2 separate regions of the Homo sapiens genome follow, and region 1 is linked to region 2. Evidence: chromatin contacts called from ENCODE Hi-C or POLR2A ChIA-PET data. All regions are on one chromosome and are shown on one strand. The core of a region is the stretch at or near the end of the contact, and the rest is flanking DNA. Distances in the headings are between cores, read along the strand shown. Region 1 overlaps PALLD (palladin, cytoskeletal associated protein). Region 2 overlaps PALLD (palladin, cytoskeletal associated protein).

Region 1 (5,104 bases), core at 2,220-4,719, 49 kb after region 2:
TCGCACCATTGCACTCTAGCCTGGGCAACAAGAGTGAAACTCCCTCTCAAAAAAAAAAAAAAAAAAAAAAAAAAAAAAAACTTTCTAGGTCCCCTTCTGAGTAAAGACGGCATACTCTTCTTCACCTATTTTATCCCATTCTTCACTCCATGGTGTTCTACCCTGTGCTGAAGAGCAGGTTTGCTTAGTTATAGAGTAGGTCAGTTATTACCAAGATCCTACTGTGTGCCACGGACATCTCCTAGAAGCCCAGCCAGTCCCTTGCTCATTTTCTTCCTGGTTCTTTAGGATAATCATGAAGAATTGTTTCTTACTCCAACTGGAAAAACAAAATTCAAAACCATATGCCCTGCTACTTAAAAGCCACTAAATATTTCATTATTTAATAGATGATACAAGTAGAAGTGAATTCTTGTTGTGCCATTATTATACAGAAAGCCAACATTTTCCTTGTGAATTTCTGATGATATTTTAACAGGGTGGTTCTAACTGGTCTCAGAATTTTTCTGAGGAATAATGCTATTTGTTGGAAAAAATACTTAGATATGCACTGGGGATAAGCGGATATTGAGACTTTTGTGTAGTTGTTAAGACTGTTTTTTGAGACGGAGTTTTGCTCTTGTTGCCCAGGCTGGAGTGCAATGGCGCAATCTTGGCTAACTGCAACCTCCATTTCCTGGGTTCAAGTGATTCTCCTGCCTCAGCCTCCTGAGTAGCTGGGATTATAGGCGACTGCCACCACGGCAAGCTAATTTTTCTTTGTATGCTTAGTAGAGACGGGGTTTCGCCATGTTGGCCAGGCTGGTCTCAAACTCCTGACCTCAGGTGATCCCCCCGCCTTGGCCTCCCAAAGTACTGGGATTACAGGCGTGAGCCACTGAGCCCAGCCTGAGTGGTTAAGACTTCTAGTCAACCTGAGAAAAGAACTTTTAAGTGTGCCAATCCTGGAGGCTTCAGTAAATTCTTCCACCATGTGACATTTGGTGCAAATGGACATCCTTGTAAAAACTGGTGAAGAGCTGGGTTTTACACTTAGGTGGACATGGGGCCAAATGAGGCAGCACGCAGGTATACAGAACAGGAGCAGAGAGGATCATGAGAGGAAAAGCAGTTGGGAATCCTTAGAGACCTTCAAGAGTTTAAATCTTTCCAGTCTGGCACTGGGCAGAAAAGTCCATTAGGCTTGATTCTTTCAGTTGCGAGTGAGGCTCAACTAATATCTGGATCTCAAGATAATTTATCAACAATGCCTCTCATGCTTAGCAACTCCCCAAACTTTTCTTTCCTATCTTTAATATGGAGTGTCAGCTCTGAATAGAAATTTCAACTTGTTCTCCCCCTTCTTGAGCTTTCAAATGTGAAGAAATTGACTCAGCAGTAGATCTATAGTTTTTGGTGGTGGGGGTTGGTGGGAGTGGGTACAGTGGACTGGGTTATCCCAGGAAAGATTTCACGGTTATAGAACACTTTAAAGTATAGGCACTGATAGTCGCAGGAGGAAACGGACAAAAAATGGCCTTAAAAAAAGATGACTCAGAATTCTGACTCAGAGGGATTGGGGCCAATTTCTGATCTCATCTTGGAGCTTCTTGAAGCACCTGGACTTTCCCTGAAGGTCTCCTACCTAAATTGGAGCTTAGACCACACCTGTCTGGCCCTGAGGGAATAAGCTGACAAGCACCCGGCCTGCAGTGGATGCAGCTGTTCTCATTAGATCAGACGTGGATCAGAGTGATAACTTTCTAGAAGCATAATTTACCATACATTACAATCAAGAATGACAAATTACAGTATGGTAAAGCACTTTAGAAACGACACAAACTTTCCCTGCTAAGGGAGCCAGCTCTGACGAACCAGTACAGTTGTGCTTGACAATAGCCCGCTTGACTTTAGGGACTGTTGTCCTATTACCTAGTGTTTTACAGATACCCCTGGCCTTAAGTTCATTTTGACCCAAACATAAAAACTCACTGTCAAGGAACAGATGAAATTTCCACAAATTGACTCAGTAATTTCATCTAGAGTTGCAAATTGAGTATTTCATAGAGGAGAATACTTGAAAGAAGAAATTGGCTGGAGGAAAATAATTTTACTTGAAGCTGTTTCTGATAGAGATTGAACACGGCTATTTTTTTAAACAAACCATTTTGCTCTTTGTACATTTAGAACATTTTAATTTAGTGAAGTAATCTGAGAAGAATGATAACCAGAGTATGCTTAAAAAGTATCTGACACTCAGCCAGGCACGGTAGGTCACACCTGTAATCCCAGCACTTTGGGAGGCTGAGGCGGGCAGATCACTTGAGGTCAGGAGTTTGAGACCAGCCTGGCCAACATGGCAAAATCTCGTCTCTACTAAAAATAAAAATACAAAAGTTAGCCGGGTGTGGCTGCAGGCACCTGTAATCCCAGGTACTCAGGAGGCTGAGGCATGAGAATCGCTTGAACCCAGGAGGCGGAGGATGAAGTGAGGTGAGCACGCCACTGCACTCCAGCCTGGGTGACAGAGTGAGACTCTGTCTCAAAAAAAAAATAAAAAGTATCTGAAACTATTTCCATTTCTCTCTCAAAATCTGCAGACAACCATCTGAGGGTGACTAGGTGAATAAATCTTCTTTAAGGTGCTCCTCTCTTTCCCAACCCCACATTTCTTCAACATTTGAAAATTCTCACAATAATGGGCCAGTTTCATAGCTCAGGGTGTTTGGCTCCAGGAATTTTTTACAAATCCATCCTCCCAGGGCTCACAGTGATCCTGGTAGGAAACTGGGAATGGGGTCAAGGGAGAAGAAAAGCAGAGCAGTGGCTCTCAATCTCACAAACTGCTGAGAGGAATGGGCACTCCGCAGACATTCCCAGGCCCCATCGAGACTGACCCAGATCCAAGAGCGCCAGTTAGCACCAGATTTGACTTCAGAATGACTCAACGGAGTTTCTGCCTCAAGGGGTTTAGCCCTGGAGAAAGGCACCAGGAGACTCCCTTCTTGTGACACGCCTCGCAGTCTCATCTCCTGTCCACTTCCCCTCCTGCTTGCAGCCTTACCTTCCCACTTGAATCTCCCCTGCACCCCCCTGAAGAGCGCTCCACTGTATTTTAATGAATCATCTGAGTGCTGTTAGGCCAAGTGGTGACTCAGTTTTTTGGCTATTGGGGATGGCAGGAGAGTTCTCTTAACTCAGTTTTGTGGATTTCTGTATGGTGGAAAATGGGAGGAGGTGGTGAAATCCTTAGTCTTAGTAGCACTGGTTAGGGAATTGCTACAGCAGGGGAGAGGTAGAATAGGGAAAAAAGCAGCTGGCCAGGGATAACCTTAGCCATGCACAAGGCAAGCTGAGGTTTGAGAAAAAACGGAAAAGTTGGGAGATGCTGGCACAGCTGTCCTTCATAACCGCCTTCACATCCGCTCTCCCTAGCACTGAAGCCTCCCTGCGCTTTGGAGTCCCTGGCAGAGACTGGTTTGGGCAGTCTTTCCAGTGAAATCTGGTGAGCTGTCTGCTGCTTTAGCCAAGGAGTCCTGCTACTGAATGACATAAACAGTTCCCTTTCTTCAAGGGTGAAAGTATATTGGTGTGTTCTAGCAAACCAAGCAAAACGTGAAAAATATTTCAATTTTTAGGTGGCATTTGGTCAAGTGATTGCCTATGTGGTCTTCAAAGAATGTCTCCACTGGGGATTGACTATCATGATGCCAGAATTTTCCAAATCCCTAGACTCTTGAAGATCTTTCTAGCTGCTATCATTTGAAAGCTTAGCAGATTGTTGTTTATATCTACACACCCGCATTCTTCAACATCAGCACTGCAGGCATTTTGGGCTGGAGAATTCTTTGTCGTCGGGGGGTGTCCAGGGCACTGTGGGATGTTTAGCAGCTTCTCTGGCTTCTACTCTCTAGTACACCCCTCTCCCAGTGGTGACAACCGAAATGTCTCTAGGCATTGACAAATGTCTTCTGAGCAGAAGCGCAGCTCTGCAAAGAGACTGTCTAGGATACTAGACTTTTCCTTTTTACTCACTCTCTTATCGCATGGTACCCCTAGCTATGTCTCCTTGCCCTGAGGGAACGTTCGATTTTTTTTTAAGGAAATTCAGGAGAAAATATTTTTTAATTCCACAAAAGAATTAATGCAGAATTGAGAGACTGAACTGATGATGATTTGGTATATAAGGGTTTGAAAGACCTCTAATGTTTAAATTAGGCTTGTTCCATGGATGTCCAGAGTGCCCTGGAAAGCATGACCCATTTGAACCCAGGAAGCAATCAGCTCTGCCACCAGGAGCACTGGGCAGCCATATGATCAGAAACTGGGTTTACAGTTCAAACCCAGTACTGGGTTCTAATCCATACTTGCACAATGATTCAGCTTACGTTTTAGCTTGGCAGTTCTAGAAATCTCTGGCTATCTCAGTTTTACCAGTTCTAAAGTAAAGAGAGGGATTCGCTCCTCCTCTCCCTCCCACAATTCCCAAATTAGTGATCAACGACAGCAAAACGAATTGGGTCCAGCATGTAGACAGTGGTGAATTCTGGACTTTGCTGGGCAAGGGAATCTCAAGTTGAGGCTCAATTGTGAGGTGTAACAAGGTGTGTAAAAAAAAACGTTCTCTATATTCTTAAGAAGGGAGTTGCTACATAAATTTGGGGCATATCTAATTCCTAATGGTTTACCAGGAGTTTGGGAATACTGGAATCAAGGGGTGAAGAGTCTCAGCTTTTCTTTTTTGTGGGGCCGGAAGTAGTAGCTTGATAGGCACTGCTTAGAAAGCCTTTTTTTTTTTTTTTTTTTTTTTTTAGGTCTCTTGAGGACCTGGAGAAGCGATGTAGTATACTAAAGATATCTTAAAGTGCTCAAACACTCTGGCTAAATAAAAATTTCTCAAGACATTTCTTTCCAACTCGAACAAAATTACCAAAATATGAGGACATTGGTAACATTTAAACAGCAACCTTAATAGACCTATAATAGTAAACAATACGACTGTATTTGGTTTGAGGGAAAGAAGTTTATCTAGCTAATGCTATTTTCCTGACATTCTACCAATGCAAAGGACCCTGGATCCAATACTTTAATATGTCATTGTGTGGAAATCTCAGCTCTGGCCTCT
Region 2 (4,597 bases), core at 1,120-3,619:
AGTAAATTAACTTGTCTGGGCCTCAGTTTCCTCATCTATAAAATAAAGGCAACTGAGCAATGACTTCTGTGGTTTTCACAGTTTTGAAAATTCACATTCTGTGATATTCATAAGTAATATAGAGGCTGTCTTTAACATGCTAAAATTTATTTCCAGTGAAAGGAAACACAGTAAACATGCTGGGGAAATTGGCATTTGATCTAGGCTTGATGGGCTAATGTCATGGGCTGGGAAAACTGGGGAGAGGTACAAGATCCTTATGGGGAAGTATCTGCTTCTGAGAGAAAGGTGGGGAAGAGAATGTAGGATGTTCCAAAGAGGAATGTGTGGAGTGGGAGAGGAACATGAGAGGGGTCAGCAAGCCACCTAGGAATAAGGACAGGAAAAAGAGAGGAGACGGTGGAGTGTGAATCGGGGTAAGCTGATTGCTATGGTCTGGATGTTTATGGCCCGCCCCCCCTCCCAAATTCATATGGTATTTAGGAAGTGGGGCCTTCTGGGAGGTGATTAGGTTATGAGGGTAGAGCCTCATGAATAGGGTTAGTGCCCCTATAAAATAGGCCCAAGGGAGCTAGTTAGTTCTTCCAATACGTGAGATCACAGCAAGAAGGCACCATCTATGAACCAGAAAGTGGGCCCTCACCAAACACTGAATCTACCGGCACCTTCACCTTGGACTTTTCAGCCTTCAGAACTGTGAGCAATAAACCTCTGTTGTTTATAATGTATCCAGTTTATGGTACTTCGTTATAGCCGCCAGAATGGACTAAACTATGGATTAAGATGAAGCTTTAGCTAAGGGACTAAGCAAAGGACCTGATCTAGACTCAGAACAGCTGAGGAGACCCCCTGGAAGGCCTGCCAGGAGATCAACTGCAACTTGAAACCAAGAGGACTGGGGCTGTACTCAGGTAGGACAGGGCCCCAGTTCTTCAGAGCCCTGAAGGTCTGAGAGCACAGCTTTGCCTTGAGACAGCCTTGGTTTCCGCTTTGTCTCTGTTACTTAGTAGCCATGTGATCTTGGGCAAGATGCTTATCTTTGTGAGAATATAGTTTCCAGATAATAAAATAGGGGTAATATATCTACTTCATAATATTTTTGTGAGGATTAAAGGTGGTTATGTGCTTGACACATAGTAAGTGAGGATAAACTGCTGTGATTCTGATTTTGGCTTGGGAATGGAATTAAGGCAGAATAAAAAGAAACATCTGTGACCTTGTGGTTTACAGAAAAGCCTGAAATTGGACTCCTTTTAATAATGATGTAAACTGTTACACAGCATGCTCATCTATGTTTCCCCATTTGATCCTCAGAATTTTTTTTTTTTTTTTTTTTTTTTTGAGATGTATTCTCCCTCTGTTGCTCAGGCTGGAGTGCAGAGGCATAATCTTGGCTCACTGCAACCTCTGCCTCCCAGTTTCAAGCAATTCTCCTGTCTCAGCCAACCGGGTAGCTGGGATTACCGGTACTCACCACCATGCCCAACTAATTTTTGTATTTTTAGTACAGATGGGGTTTCGCCATGCTGGCCAGGCTGGTCTCAAACTCCTGACCTCAAGTGATCCACCTGCCTTAGCCTCCCAAAGTGCTAGGATTACAGGTGTGAGCCACTGCGCCTGGCTAATCCTCAGAAATATTTAACTTTGAAGTGGCTATTGTTAGCCCATTTCACAGATGAGAAATCAAGACCCAGAGTAGGAAATGCCTTGTCTAAGCTCTGTAAGTTGTAGAGTTGTGATAATTACTTGTCTTCTGATCTCAGTCACTACTTTTTTTTTTTTTTAAATAAAAAGTAACATCTATTTCATGGGAGTGACATAGGAAGAACATGGAGCCAAATCAGTTTTTAAAATTATAACCGGGTTAGCTGAGCAATGTGAGACTGAACTTGCAACTTGCTGTGCTTGCTGGTAGTTGTCTACTGGTAGTCCCTTGTCCTAGAAAGGTTACTAGACACTAACTGGTACACCAGCCGGCTGAGAACTGTGCTGAGAGAGAAGGGAAGACTGGAGTGGGGCTCCTAGGCACCGTCTTCAGGGAGAAGCCCCTTTCACTCCCATTCTGCCACCAACCCCTCCGATACAAGCAAAGTAAGGCTAGATTAGCATAGCTTTCTGCTTGTCACACCTGCTGAATGAGCAGGATTCTGCCGTTTCTATCTTTAAGTAGAAACATTACCACTGATTTGTAGTCATCGCACTCTCCAGGAGTCCTTAATAAACTTTAAGATCATTACTGAGTCACTTAGCTCTTCTTTTCCTCTTCACAGAGTTACCAGTTTTCTGATCTCTCTTACAGACTTCCTTTCTAACCAGCAAAGCATGCTTGTGACTCTCCTCTCCTACTTCAGATATTGATCTCAGGGCTGAACATTCACATCCAGGGAGGCAAGACTCACTGCTTCTGAGCCCAAGAAATGGATCACCCTGCTGAGCACTGGCTCTGTAGCTCCTCGTTTCTTTCTCACTCCCAAATGCACTTGGACACTCTCTGGGGCCCTTTTCTGCACTGGGACTGTAAGAAAAGGGCTGATATTTTCTTTTCAAAATAGTTTAGATAGAGTCCTTCTGGAAGCAAGGAATATGACTAAGTGATTTCTTAAAGTCCCTTCCAGCCAGTGATTCATCAGACACAGAATTTTAAGCTGGAATGGCCTGTAATTTTCTGGGCCAAATGTCTCATTTTTGCAAATGAGGAGAGTGAGTTCTATAGAGGTTGAGAATTGTGAGGGCTGCTTGCTATGGTGGACAGATCATGAGATTTGAAGTTAGAAGTTCTGGGTTTTTTTGTTTACTTTCTGGGACAGAGTCTCATTCTGTCAGTCAGGCTAGAGGGCAGTGGCACAATAGTAGTTCACTGCAGCCTCGAATTTCTGAGCTCAAGCGATCTTCTCGCCTCTGCCTCCTAGGCAGCTAGGACTACAGGTACCCACCACCACACTGGGCTAATTTTATTTTTTGCAGGGATGGGGTCTCACTATGTTGCCCAGGCTGGTGTCAGAACTCCTGGCCTCAAGTGATCTTCCTGCCTTGGCCTCTCAAAGTGTTGGGATTACAGGCTCATGCTTATGAGCCACCGTGTCTGGCAGAAGTTCTGAGTTTGAGGTCAAATTCTACCACTCACATGCTTTGTGACCTTGAGCAAGTCATTAACCTCTAGAGCTCCAGTTTCCATACTTGCAGAATGGAAATAACGCCACCTGCCCTACCTGCTTCCAAATGTGGTTCTGATGATCACATGTCATATTTGGGAAGGAAATGATCAAATGTAATACAGTGCTTTATCAATGTTACATTACTAAATAGCTGGTTCAAGGTCACATAGTGGCAAAACCAGGATCCTCAATTCCAATGTAGTTTGATTTCCATCATACAATGTTGCCTTCTTGACATTTTTCCAATTCTATAAGATTTTCTCATCAGGTGCCACACTAATTTGGTCTCCACATGTTTTCCTTTAAATCCCTGGACACACACACAGACTCAAACTGCGGGAATCCAGGCTGGCTCAGATGGATCACAGACCAGCAACCATGAAGGGTTGGTGGGAAGATCTCAGGCCTTCCATTACATCACAGTCATGGCCCTCAGACCCTGGGTTGATGGCTGCCAAGGGACTGGGCATGCTCACAAACATGCTTTCCATGGCACTTCTCTAGCTAGTGTCATAACACCGAATTGCAAGTTGGAGCTGGCTATCTGATAGCTTGTAATGGACTATTAGACTATGGCATATGCCTTGAGGATTGAAATAGGATGAACCTGAGCCACAGAGTGAAGTGATAATAGATACTTTAAGTTCATGCTGGACAGAGATTTGGGAACCTGTTCAGAGGTAATAGGTGGTTTACTGTGCCAGTTTGTGGTAGCCCACATAGGAGAGGCAGGAGATGGCTGCTTAGTCTCACAAACGAAGTGTTGCACCCAAGTGTTATGTGTTCCCATGGACCGCTAATGAGAAGGAGCCCCTGGTCTCTGAGCCCTAGCATCACCATTCTGGCATTGGAAAAGATCGACCATGCTTTATTTGGCCCCATTATTAATCGTAGGGTATATTGAACCCTTAGGAGGTTGAGCAAAACCATCTCTCCCAGTCAACAAGAGACATGGATACACTGTCAGTACTGATATGCTGTGGCCCTCGGGTACCCTGGGACAGACTGGCCCTTGTCTCTTTCATAACTGATGGCTTCCCAAGCTTGACATGAGAAAGAAACCTTCTTTCAGTTATTGGAGAGAGTTGGGTCTCTTCTCTGGCAATGGTATTTGGCCCTTGAAGAGCACAACAGATAAATCCTACGTTTTCCTGTTTTCTTTAAACATAAAAAGCTTTTCAAACTTTCAGAAATAATGGAGAGGTCAAGCATATAATAAATAGGGAGTACAGCTCTTCGCTCAGAGCAATAAAAATGAAAAAAAGGGAAAAAACACTGTGAGCCAGTTCAGCCAACAATTTCCATGTTTAAAAAAAAAGTTCAAGTTGGAGCCATGTGGTCTCAATAAAGTAGTAAAATATATTTTCTTTACGCTACACTTCATATGCCCATAACCTTCCTTTTAAATCATCTCTAACCAGCCCCAAATCACTCTGACCGCA

What was found. A loop is a pair of places that touch in the nucleus more often than their neighbours do. ChIA-PET counts read pairs that join two places held with the same protein, here RNA polymerase II (POLR2A). Pooled maps may share reads with other maps.
Region 1: a loop to region 2 is called in a map of PC-9, with 6 times the contacts of the local background. The contact joins two enhancer-like sites. A Hi-C loop is called at or near these places in 39 of 168 maps with a recorded cell type or tissue (A673, Caco-2, Calu3 and 23 more) and 23 of 50 pooled maps. POLR2A ChIA-PET finds 5 or more read pairs at or near these places in 11 of 52 experiments (A549, GM12878, H1 and 8 more).

Annotation. Positions count from the first base shown.
Region 1 is chr4:168,585,841-168,590,944 of GRCh38, reverse strand. The region is part of intron 2 of PALLD (palladin, cytoskeletal associated protein); the gene reads right to left. All of the region lies in intron 1 of LOC124900807 (a long non-coding RNA gene), which reads left to right. Among named protein-coding and RNA genes, the nearest start is that of PALLD-AS1, 60 kb to the left of the region's middle. Within about 2 kb of position 3,469, at least 13 of the 41 ENCODE cell types and tissues checked have a DNase peak (open chromatin) inside an H3K27ac peak, as active enhancers do; they include PC-3, PC-9, ascending aorta and 1 more, where a contact is called at or near this core.
Region 2 is chr4:168,634,688-168,639,284 of GRCh38, reverse strand. The region is part of intron 2 of PALLD (palladin, cytoskeletal associated protein); the gene reads right to left. Among named protein-coding and RNA genes, the nearest start is that of PALLD-AS1, 12 kb to the left of the region's middle. Within about 2 kb of position 2,369, at least 8 of the 41 ENCODE cell types and tissues checked have a DNase peak (open chromatin) inside an H3K27ac peak, as active enhancers do; they include PC-3, PC-9, ascending aorta and 1 more, where a contact is called at or near this core.